Regions from separate parts of the Homo sapiens genome. Here region 1 is linked to region 2. The links are chromatin contacts, found by Hi-C in ENCODE. All regions are on one chromosome and are shown on one strand. Each heading gives the region's core, a stretch centred on a gene start or an enhancer-like site at or near the end of the contact. The rest is flanking DNA. Distances are from core to core; before and after follow the strand shown.

Evidence for each region. A loop is a pair of places that touch in the nucleus more often than their neighbours do. Pooled maps may share reads with other maps.
Region 1: a loop to region 2 is called in a pooled map, with 4 times the contacts of the local background. The contact joins the promoter of MIGA1 here to the promoter of ANKRD13C-DT in region 2. A Hi-C loop is called at or near these places in 1 of 168 maps with a recorded cell type or tissue (CD4-positive, alpha-beta memory T cell), 1 of 37 single-sample maps with no recorded cell type and 2 of 50 pooled maps.

What each region holds. Positions count from the first base shown.
Region 1 is chr1:77,776,537-77,781,380 of GRCh38, reverse strand. It overlaps MIGA1 (mitoguardin 1), which reads right to left and starts at 1,732. Exons shown (of 16, transcript NM_001416120.1): 1 at 1,645-1,732. It also overlaps the pseudogene RNA5SP21. RefSeq lists an enhancer at 1,756-1,845.
Region 2 is chr1:70,352,601-70,357,325 of GRCh38, reverse strand. It overlaps ANKRD13C-DT (ANKRD13C divergent transcript), which reads right to left and starts at 2,515. Exons shown (of 4, transcript NR_168352.1): 1 at 2,118-2,515. It overlaps ANKRD13C (ankyrin repeat domain 13C), which reads left to right and starts at 2,604. Exons shown (of 13, transcript NM_030816.5): 1 at 2,604-3,347. The coding sequence starts at 2,918. RefSeq lists enhancers at 2,225-2,284, 2,385-2,444, 2,495-2,684, 2,715-2,774, 1,902-2,819 and 3 more.

The DNA.
Region 1 (4,844 bases), core at 483-2,982, 7.4 Mb before region 2:
CTGGATCATTAAGCAATCTATGCTACTGCATTTAAAAAACGTATTGAGTAATTCACCCAAAGTAATTTTCCCTATAATGGAGCATTCCAAATTTTTAAGCAGAATAGAAAGAAAATAAAGCAAACACTTTAATTGGCTGCAGAGATATTCTTAAAAGATTATGACAAACCTCGGCCAGGCGTGGTGGCTCACGCCTGTAATCCCAGCATTTTGGGAGGCCGAGGTGGGTGGATCAGTTGAGGTCAAGAGTTCAAGACCAGCCTGGCCAATATAGCGAAACCCCATCTCTACTACAAATACAAAAAAATTAGCCAGGAGTGATGTCGGGCGCCTGTAATCCCAGCTACTCGGAAGGCTGAGGTAGGAGAACTTCTAGAACCCTAGGGGCGGAGGTTGCAGTGAGCAGAGATCACGCCATTGCACTCCAGCCTGGGCGACAGAGCCAGACTCCGCCTCAAAAAAAAAAAAAAAAGAAAAAAGAAAAAATATTATGACAAACCTCTATTTTTGCATTCTAACTACCTCATTCTTTTTCATTTAATATTACTGAGGAAGTTGATTCCAAACCTAATCATTATTCATTGAAAAACTAAAGAAAAAAAAACAAAAAACTAGTCATTTCATTTGCTTTCAGAAGCATAATAAAAATAAACATGAAGGGGGTTTCATGATTATTCAAATTTATAGACGGAATCTATAAAACATAACCAAAAATATTGTCCTGTGTGATATTACTTGCTCCTCTACATTCCAACTACTGGGGAATTAAAAATAAGTGTCATAAACAGTTTCTTAGACATCTTAAAATTCTATCCTGCAACTTTGACTTTATAATCCAACAGGAAGGAAAGTCTGAAGTATCAAAAAGAAAATTGACGTGAAGCACAAATCTATATAACCTAACTCTGACACTTTGAACAGAGCAAACATGTTTAGCTGCAATAACAACAACAATAAAACAACAATAATAAAGGTTTCAAAGTCCTGTGCAAAAACAAGCTGAGTCTTCCCTCTGGAAAATAGATAATTTAACAACTTTACAGAAGGACCTGACACCACAATACTCCCGTGCTAAATTATTCTCTTAAAGCACCTGCAAAGCAGAGTAATCTTTCACATCCAAAAGCCACTCCCTGCTCAAAACCACCCGCATCCAAGCCGAACCTGAGACCTCACCAGCTGCCCTACCTCCAGCGCGCTCTCCCCCGACCCCACAGCAGCCCCTCGCGGAGCTCTCCTCTGCTGTCTTCCTTTTTCTTTGCCAAGAACACCAGAAAAGGGGGTCCCTCCAGCTCGGCCGTCCAGACCCTTCCTCTGGCTCAGAGCAGTGGCGAGCCCATCCCAATTCCGCGCTTCCTTTGCAGGCCTCCCTCTGGCGTGGGGACCCTCCTGCTTTCCTATGCAAGTACTAACCAGGCCCGACCCTGCTTAGCTTCTGAGATGAGACGAGGTCGGGGGTGTTCAGGGTGGCACGGCCGTAGACCCTCTGGCTTTCCGCCGCTCCACCTGGCACTCCGAGAGCTAACGCCAGCGATGGAGTCCGCGCCACCCCTGCCCCGAGGCCTCTGCCCCAACTGCGTGGCCGCTCAACTCTCCGCTTCCTCCCGCCCGCCTCTCCACCCCACCCCGCCCCTGGCCCTGTACCTGGAGCTCCAGGCCAGGTACAGCTGGCCTGCCCACGCCAGCTTCCCAGCTGATGCCTGGCGCTGAGCAGCAGTCTGACATGGAGAAGGCGGAGTCCTTCCGGGGTCAGGAGTGCGAAGGTGGAGAGAAAGTGGAGGGGGCCTTCCAGGCTTTCTGCGTGAGGGACTACGTGTGAAGCAGCTCCCGCCATTTTTGTTTAGGGTAGAGGCTCCTTCCTCGTCAAGTGGATGCAAAAACTATATTCGAAGAATTGCATCCTTTTACAAACCGGTAAAAAAAAAAAAAAAAAACTAGTATTGTAGTTCGTAACCTGTCGGGGGATCTAGAACGGTTGTCAATCTGGTAAAAATTATGGAGGGTTTCCCCTGGAAAAAAAAAAATGTGTATACACATGCTCATTACATTAAAGAAAAAAAAGTTACACAATTTCAAAACCCTGAAAACAAGATTAAGAACTTCTACCACAGGCCCTCAGCCCTCAGATGAATGAGTGTTAAGAGGCATTCCAATCCGGTATAGATGATGCATTTATTATTGATTTCATGTCCTCTTTACCTTTTTTTCTGTGTTTCCCACTGAATTAGGCAACCGAAGAATATTGAATGTGGCAATTTATTGGCAGAGTAGTCACCTCTCTCAGGTTCTAATACATAGTAAACTAATAGGGGGCCGGGTTAGGAAAAAATAACAACAACAAAACCCAAGGTACTGTTTCTACGTTCAGTCTTCAGTCAAAACATTCCATCAGAACTGCAGATTTAGGCGGGGCACGGTGGCTGAAGCCTGTAATCCCAGCACTTTGGCGGGCCAAGGCGGGCAGATCACTTGAGGTCAGGAGTTCAAGACCAGCCTGGCCAACATGGCGAAACCCCATCTCTACTAAAAGTACAAAAATTAGCCAGGCACCTGCCTGTAATCCCAGCTACTCGGGAGGCTGAGGCAGGAAAATCGCTTGAACCCGGGAGGCGGAGGTTGTGTGAGCCCAGATAGTGCTACTGCACCCCAACCTGGGTGACTAGAGTGAGACTCTGTCTCAAAACAAAAAACAAAACAAAACAAAACAAAACAAAAAAACTGCAGATTTAAGAATTCCAGTTGCTGAGCATATTTGTGGTGAAAAGCCAAAATAATTCTGTTTTCAAAATTCCCATTTAACCAAATGGAAAATAGAATAGTAGTACCAATTTATGATATTATTAGATTAATAATAACTAACGATCCACAGACTGGGTTTTATGTGAAAATATTTTGCACTTATAGGGTAAATGGAGCTCTTGAGACTTGAAGAACCTGAAATTTGTAAGGCTATTTTCATTTATTTTCCCAATTTCCTCCTCTTTCCCATTTCCCACAGCTTCCAAACATTCAACGTAATGAGAATAGCAGTAATGATGATGACTACCACTCAACACAACTTTCCTGAGACCATATTATCTCCTTAATTCCACAATAAACATTATGAGAAAAATAGTATTACACGGTGGGTACAGAGTTTATTCTTTAGCATGAGAATAAGATATGTCACATTTAGGCCAAGTGAGGTGGCTCACATCTGTAATCCCAACACTTTGTGGGGCCGATGAGGGAGGATCCCTTGAGGTAAGAAGTTCGAGATTAGCCTGGGCAATAGCAAGACCCTCATTTCTACAAAATAATAATAAAATATATAAAATAGAAATATCACATTTAATTTATGTTTATAAACCAAATGTAATTTGCTGTAAGCCTCCCTTCTTCTGGTTTGGCAGAGTACTGCACTCAATCTTAGCCATTATTGGATATATTAGTTAACATATTCGCTACAAGTAAAAGAAAACCAAACAAGTAGTGGTTTAAACCAGAAGGACAGGGGACTCAATGTCTTCTGATATTGGAGACAAGGAAAAAAAAATTGGAGCCTGGATTAATTCTGAAGGCCAGTACCTCCCCCAGATAACCAAGCCATCGTGTAATGCTCACTAAACCAGAGAATGGAGTTCATGGAGTACTACCAGTTGTTTCTTCTGTACAAGTACTGCAATACATGCTACAGCAACCATTAATGAATTTAGGGGATCCTATCTGCATAATATCAAAACAAAACTGTGAAGTCAGACTGCCTGGGTTTGAATCCTTTCTTGGCCACTTACTAGATGCATTGTTAAAGGAAAAGAAACACAAAGCTATTTTTCTGTAGTTTCAACACTTCTGACTCCAAATGTGTGGAGGTTTTTCCCCACCAAACAAGTCTCCAATTATTTCTTATTATAAACTCCACTCTTTAATTTAGTGTCTACCAACTGGGTGTTGTACAGTTAAATTTAATTCAATACTATGCACCAAACCCTTAAGGGCTCAGTCCTACAAGACTGCCCCCACTTCAGATACCAATTGCAAATCCCAGGTTGTCACTTGTACTTCTGACCAACCAGCTATAAATCAGGAATTCCCACAATCTTCTCCTCCCATCCCAAACCAGTCTATTGATTTATAACAGAAGATATTACAAAGGATACAGATGAACAGCCGGATGAAGAGGTACATAAAACAAGATCTGGAAGGATCCTAAGTGCAGGAACTTCTGTCCCCATGGAATCAGGGTGTATGACCTTTTTGGGATATGGATGTGTTCACCAACTCAGAAGCTCTTAGAACCCCGTACTTCAGGGATTTCTGTGGAGGCTTCATAATGTTGTTACCAGAAAGGGGTACCAATCCAGATCCCAAGAGAGGGTGCTTGGATTTCGCACAAGAAAGAATTCAGGGCAAGTCCACAGTCCAAAGCAAAAGCAAGTTTAAGACAGTGAAGTGGTGAATGTCCACTTACTCTATAGACAGAGTAGGGCGTTCCCAAAAGGAAGAAGAGGAATGCATCCACTCTAGGTACAATATTCATTTATAGAGGAGTTAAAAAAAAAAAGATCATGGGAAGATGTGCTCTGCTACGAGGGTTTGTGGTAAAAGATTAATTTTCTTAATTACCATATTTTGCAAGAATTAATATTATTATCTTTAAAGCAAAATTAGGAATGCTTTTGCTCTCAAGGTATCAGGGACATCAGGACACTCCCAAGTCTGGGTCTGTTTAGTAAACATTATCAATCTGTTCCCTTAACTGTAAATGTTTAGAAGCTAGAAATGCCTAACTTTCTGGGAATGCAGCCCAGCAAGTCCCAGCCTCATTTTCCTAGCCCGCACTCAAAACGGAGTCGCTCTGGTTT
Region 2 (4,725 bases), core at 1,266-3,765:
AAAATGTAGAACATCTAACTCCCTACAGATAAGCAACTTTCAACTCAATATGCTAAGATTGAACTCATTTTTAAAAACCTCTTAAACCTTTTTCTGCCTCACTCTTACTAACTTGGTTCATGCTCTCATCATCTGATTTACTGCATACTTCTTTAAAGTTCTGTTCTTGATGCATACTTCTCTAAAGTATGAGTGACTGAATTTTCTTTTTTTTAATTTTTTTTTTTTTTTGAGACCAAGTTTTGCTCTTGTCACCCAGGCTGGAGTGCAATTACACGATCTTGGCTCACTGCAACCTCCACCTCCCAGGTTCAACCGATTCTCCTGCCTCAGCCTCCCGAGTAGTTGGGACTACAGGCACCCACCATCATGCCCGGCTAATTTTTGTATTTTTAGTAGAGACAGGGTTTCACCATGTTGCCCAGGCTGGTTTGAACTCCTGACCTCAAGTGATCCACCCGCCTCAGCCTTCCAAAGTGCTGGGATTACAGGCATGAGCCACTGCGTTCGGCCTGAGTCACTGAATTTTCTATAAAGGTGATTGCATTATGCTATTCCCTGTTTAAAGATCTCTAAAAAGACTATTCCTTTTTTTTTTTGGACAGAGTCTCACTCTGTCCCCAGGCTGGAGTGCAGGGGCACAATCTCAGCTCACTGCAGCCCCCGCCTCCTGGGTTCAAGCGATTCTTCTGCCTCAGCCTCTCGAGTAGCTGCGAGTACGGGCACAAGCCACCACGCCCAGCTAATTTTTGTATTTTTAGTAAAGACAGGGTTTCACCATATTGGCCAGGCTGGTCTCGAACTCCTGACCTCGTGATCTGCCCGCCTCAGCCTCCCAAAGTGCTGGAATTACAGGCATAAGCCACCGCGCCCGGCCAAGTGTAAACTTTTAAGATGACATACAAAGCCCTGCATGACCTGGCCCTTCCTCTCTCTCTAGCCTTACTGTCAGATTTGACTGTACCACATTCTAGCATTGAAGTATTGGGCAAGTTTTTTTTAACTGTCAAGTGAGGATACTAATGCTAATCAGGGGGAGATAACAGCATATAAAGTGCCAAGCATACTGCCTGGCTTAGCGTTAACAATAAATATTGGCTATTGTGGAAGAAGCAAACATTATTGCATGTATTTTTTCAGTCTCTACTGCTGTCTCAAGAGGATGCTTTGAACTGTTGATTGGGTAATGTTTTAACATAAACGGAACTCTCCACTCCACCGAAAAAGAAAGAAGAGGAAGAAACAGATTTATCTGAACAGACTGAGAAGAAAATTGGAGGTGAAAAGTTGAGTGACTGGGGAGGATTAAGAGAGGCCCATCGAGTTGTTTGTTTGCGGAGATGAGTTAGCAGTAGTATAAACTTTAAGAAAGAAGAGATCTGGCCGGGCGCAGTGGCTCATGCCTGTAATCCCAGCACTTTGGGAGGCTGAGGCTGGCGGATCACTGAGGTCAGGGGTTCAAGACCAGCCTGGCCAACACGGTGAAACCCCGTCTCTACTAAAAATACAACAATTAGCTTGGTGTGGTGGCGCAGGCCTATAATCCCAGCTACTCTGGAGGCTGAGGCAGGAGAATCGCTTGGACCTGGGAGGTGGAGGTCGCAGTGAGCCGAGATTGCACCACTGCACTCTAGCCTGGACTACAGAGACTCTGTCAAAAAAACAAAAAAACAAAAAAAAGAGAGAGAGATCTGAAGTATTTGCTCTCAGAACATAGGGGGACTTTGGAGAGTTAAATGGGTGAAGATCTTTAGGATGTTTTGCTAAGCCCCCTCCTTACGTCCTCAGTGGCCAGCTTTAGTTACTTTGTTAAAGTTTTATGGTTGGCAGATTTACGTTTCTTCAGAGTTTGACACTAGGTTGAGGTTGGCCATGAACTAATACAATTATATTTCAGTTACACGATTCTTTGCCCTCCTTGAGTGTCCCCACCCTCATATATGTTAACTCTGACATCTGCCCGAAATTCATTCATCTAATAAATATTTGAGTGGCCTCCCCTCTTTCCGATTGCTGGACAGCCCATCATTTTCCAAAGTCAGCACCTAAACTCTTCTATGACTTTCCTGACAACTCAACACTAAAATTCGTCCCTCCCTTTTTTGTGTGCAACCCACCTCCCCGCCTCCGCTTTTAATTGTTTGGCCTTCATTCCTCTTCTACAGTGCTCCCTGCAATCAGTACTGGTGCTGTACATATTTGCTAGCTTCGTACATACGGCACGAAGTAGATGCTCAGTAAATGTTGGTTGACTGAGTATCCTCTGCATCTCGGTGACATCACATCCTGCGTGCCGTGGCGTCATTCTGCATTCCTCTGCGGGAGGCTCAGATCCGGAGGGTTTAAGTGGTTGTTTATAACATGCACCGAACATATCCAACGGAGGCTGTGGTTTCCGACCGCCCACAAAAAGCGCGGTTGGCGGGAGTGCGGGTTCGGGGTCGGCTGGCAGCTGGGAGACTCCAGCTCTGGGCGGAAACACACTGCCTCGGAGGCGCCGGCGCCTAGTGATTCTGGGAATAGAAGGTGCGAGGGAGGGAGCGGGTGGCTCACTTATCGCGGTGTTTTCTCTCTCTTCACTCCTGGGGGAGCTCTCGCGAGAGGAGCAAGAGGAAGATGGCCGTGCCCTGTTTTTCGGTGTAAGGCAGCGACGGCGGCTGCGACGGCGAGACTGAGATCCTGGTGTCGTGGGCACCTGAGTTCTAGCTTCCCCCAGCGAGCGCGCGTCCCTTCGTGCCTAGGCGAGAGCCGGCTCTTCCCCGGGAGATGCGTTTGTCCCAGGCTCGGGGGCTCAGTGGGAGTTCATGCTGCGCTGGAGGCTCTTGGCCACCGCTCTAATCGCCTTGTGCCGCCGCAGCGCCAGCTCCGTCGCCAGCGGTGAGCCTCCCGATTCCCCCCCTTGCCCCTGGCGGCGGCGATGACCGGGGAGAAGATCCGCTCACTGCGGAGGGACCACAAGCCCAGCAAAGAAGAAGGGGACCTGCTGGAGCCCGGGGATGAGGAAGCGGCGGCTGCCCTCGGCGGTACCTTTACCAGAAGCAGGATTGGCAAGGGCGGCAAAGCTTGTCATAAGATCTTCAGTAACCATCACCACCGGCTACAGCTGAAGGCAGCTCCGGCCTCCTCCAATCCCCCCGGCGCCCCGGCTCTGCCGCTGCACAATTCCTCCGTGACTGCCAACTCCCAGTCCCCGGCCCTTCTGGCCGGCACCAACCCCGTTGCTGTCGTCGCGGATGGAGGCAGTTGCCCCGCACACTACCCGGTGCACGAGTGCGTCTTCAAGGGGGATGTGAGGAGACTCTCCTCTCTCATCCGCACGCACAATATCGGGCAGAAAGATAATCACGGTGAGGAGTGCTAGCCCCTCTCCACCTCTCTCCTTCCCCGAGCCTAGGGTGTGCCTCCCCAGGCTTCTGGAATCCTAGGCCCCCTCCAGCAGACTCTTCTTTTTGCCCATCATCCGGGCCGTTCGGTAAATCATGATCGACTCAGTAATAGCGTGCCAGTGGTCAAGGGGTTGGTTCTTGTGGGTGCAAAGGAATGTATCCTCCTTGCCCACTTCAAAGTTTGTCGTGAGAAGCTGTTTTGTTTGAGACAGGCCTTCGATTTGCTGATTCTGGACTGTCAGAAATTTTAGGTTGCCTCCCACCCAACATGGTTTTCTCCCTTTGTTTATGGAGCTATATATCTTTATTTCTCTCTCTTCCCCCTACCTTGGCATTTTAAATTTTGAACGCATAAATTGCCCTCCTCCCTTCATTGCTCACATACAGATCCCATCTTGACTGCAACTGGTTGTGATTTTGCCTGCCACCAGGTTGTTTCTTTTTTGTCTGCTTTCAGTAAACTTAGAATGTTAGATTTCTGAAAGCCACACAGTAGAAATTTGTTGGTATTTGATACGTAGAACAGTTAAAGTGACTTCTCAACAGCCGATTTTTGTTTGAGTAGAGATTTGATTTTTTGCTTGTTTTAAGTAGATAATTGCTAATAGTAATGTCTCATCTTGATGACTGTGACTAAAAATAGTATTATGATTTTTATGGTAATTTTATCTTAGTCAATATTGACCATTTCTTTTTGCCTTGTCAGCTGAATTTTTTGTTTAATTCTAAAAAATAATGTGACTGAGTTGACTTTTAAGCAACAGTAAATTTATTATTGAAGACTAATGTGAACACTGACATTTTAACATTTAATAGCCGTTTTAAACTGGGTAGTTGGCAAATATTGTTGATCGCTCTGCTATTAATATGAAAATTGTATACATTCAGTTAGAACACACTGAACCAACTTTGTGCTCAAAATGATATACGTATCAATGAAATATTTGCCTGTGAAATAAGCTCACTTAATTCCATTGGATCGTAGGCTTTTTAGGACAAAAATTCAGATAAAAAAAACGAGTAAGATTTCTCTTGGCTGTATAATTATCTAACAACTGCATTTGTTTTCAGAATTTACAATGTTGTAATTGTAATAAAATCACCACCTATCATTTATCATAAATCCCCAAAAAAGTATGTTAAAGTTGCAGCCAGTTTTTCTTTCCTACATTTAAATTACTTAATCATTTTACTATTATAGTACAAGGATAATGTTGTTTGTTGATGATGGTAATTCTATGCTAGCCCTTTGGAAAACAGTTGTTAGTGGGAGATGGGTTGTAGCTTCAGTTTATTAGTCTATTATGAGGAAGTTTTTCAAATTTGGTTTACATAGTAG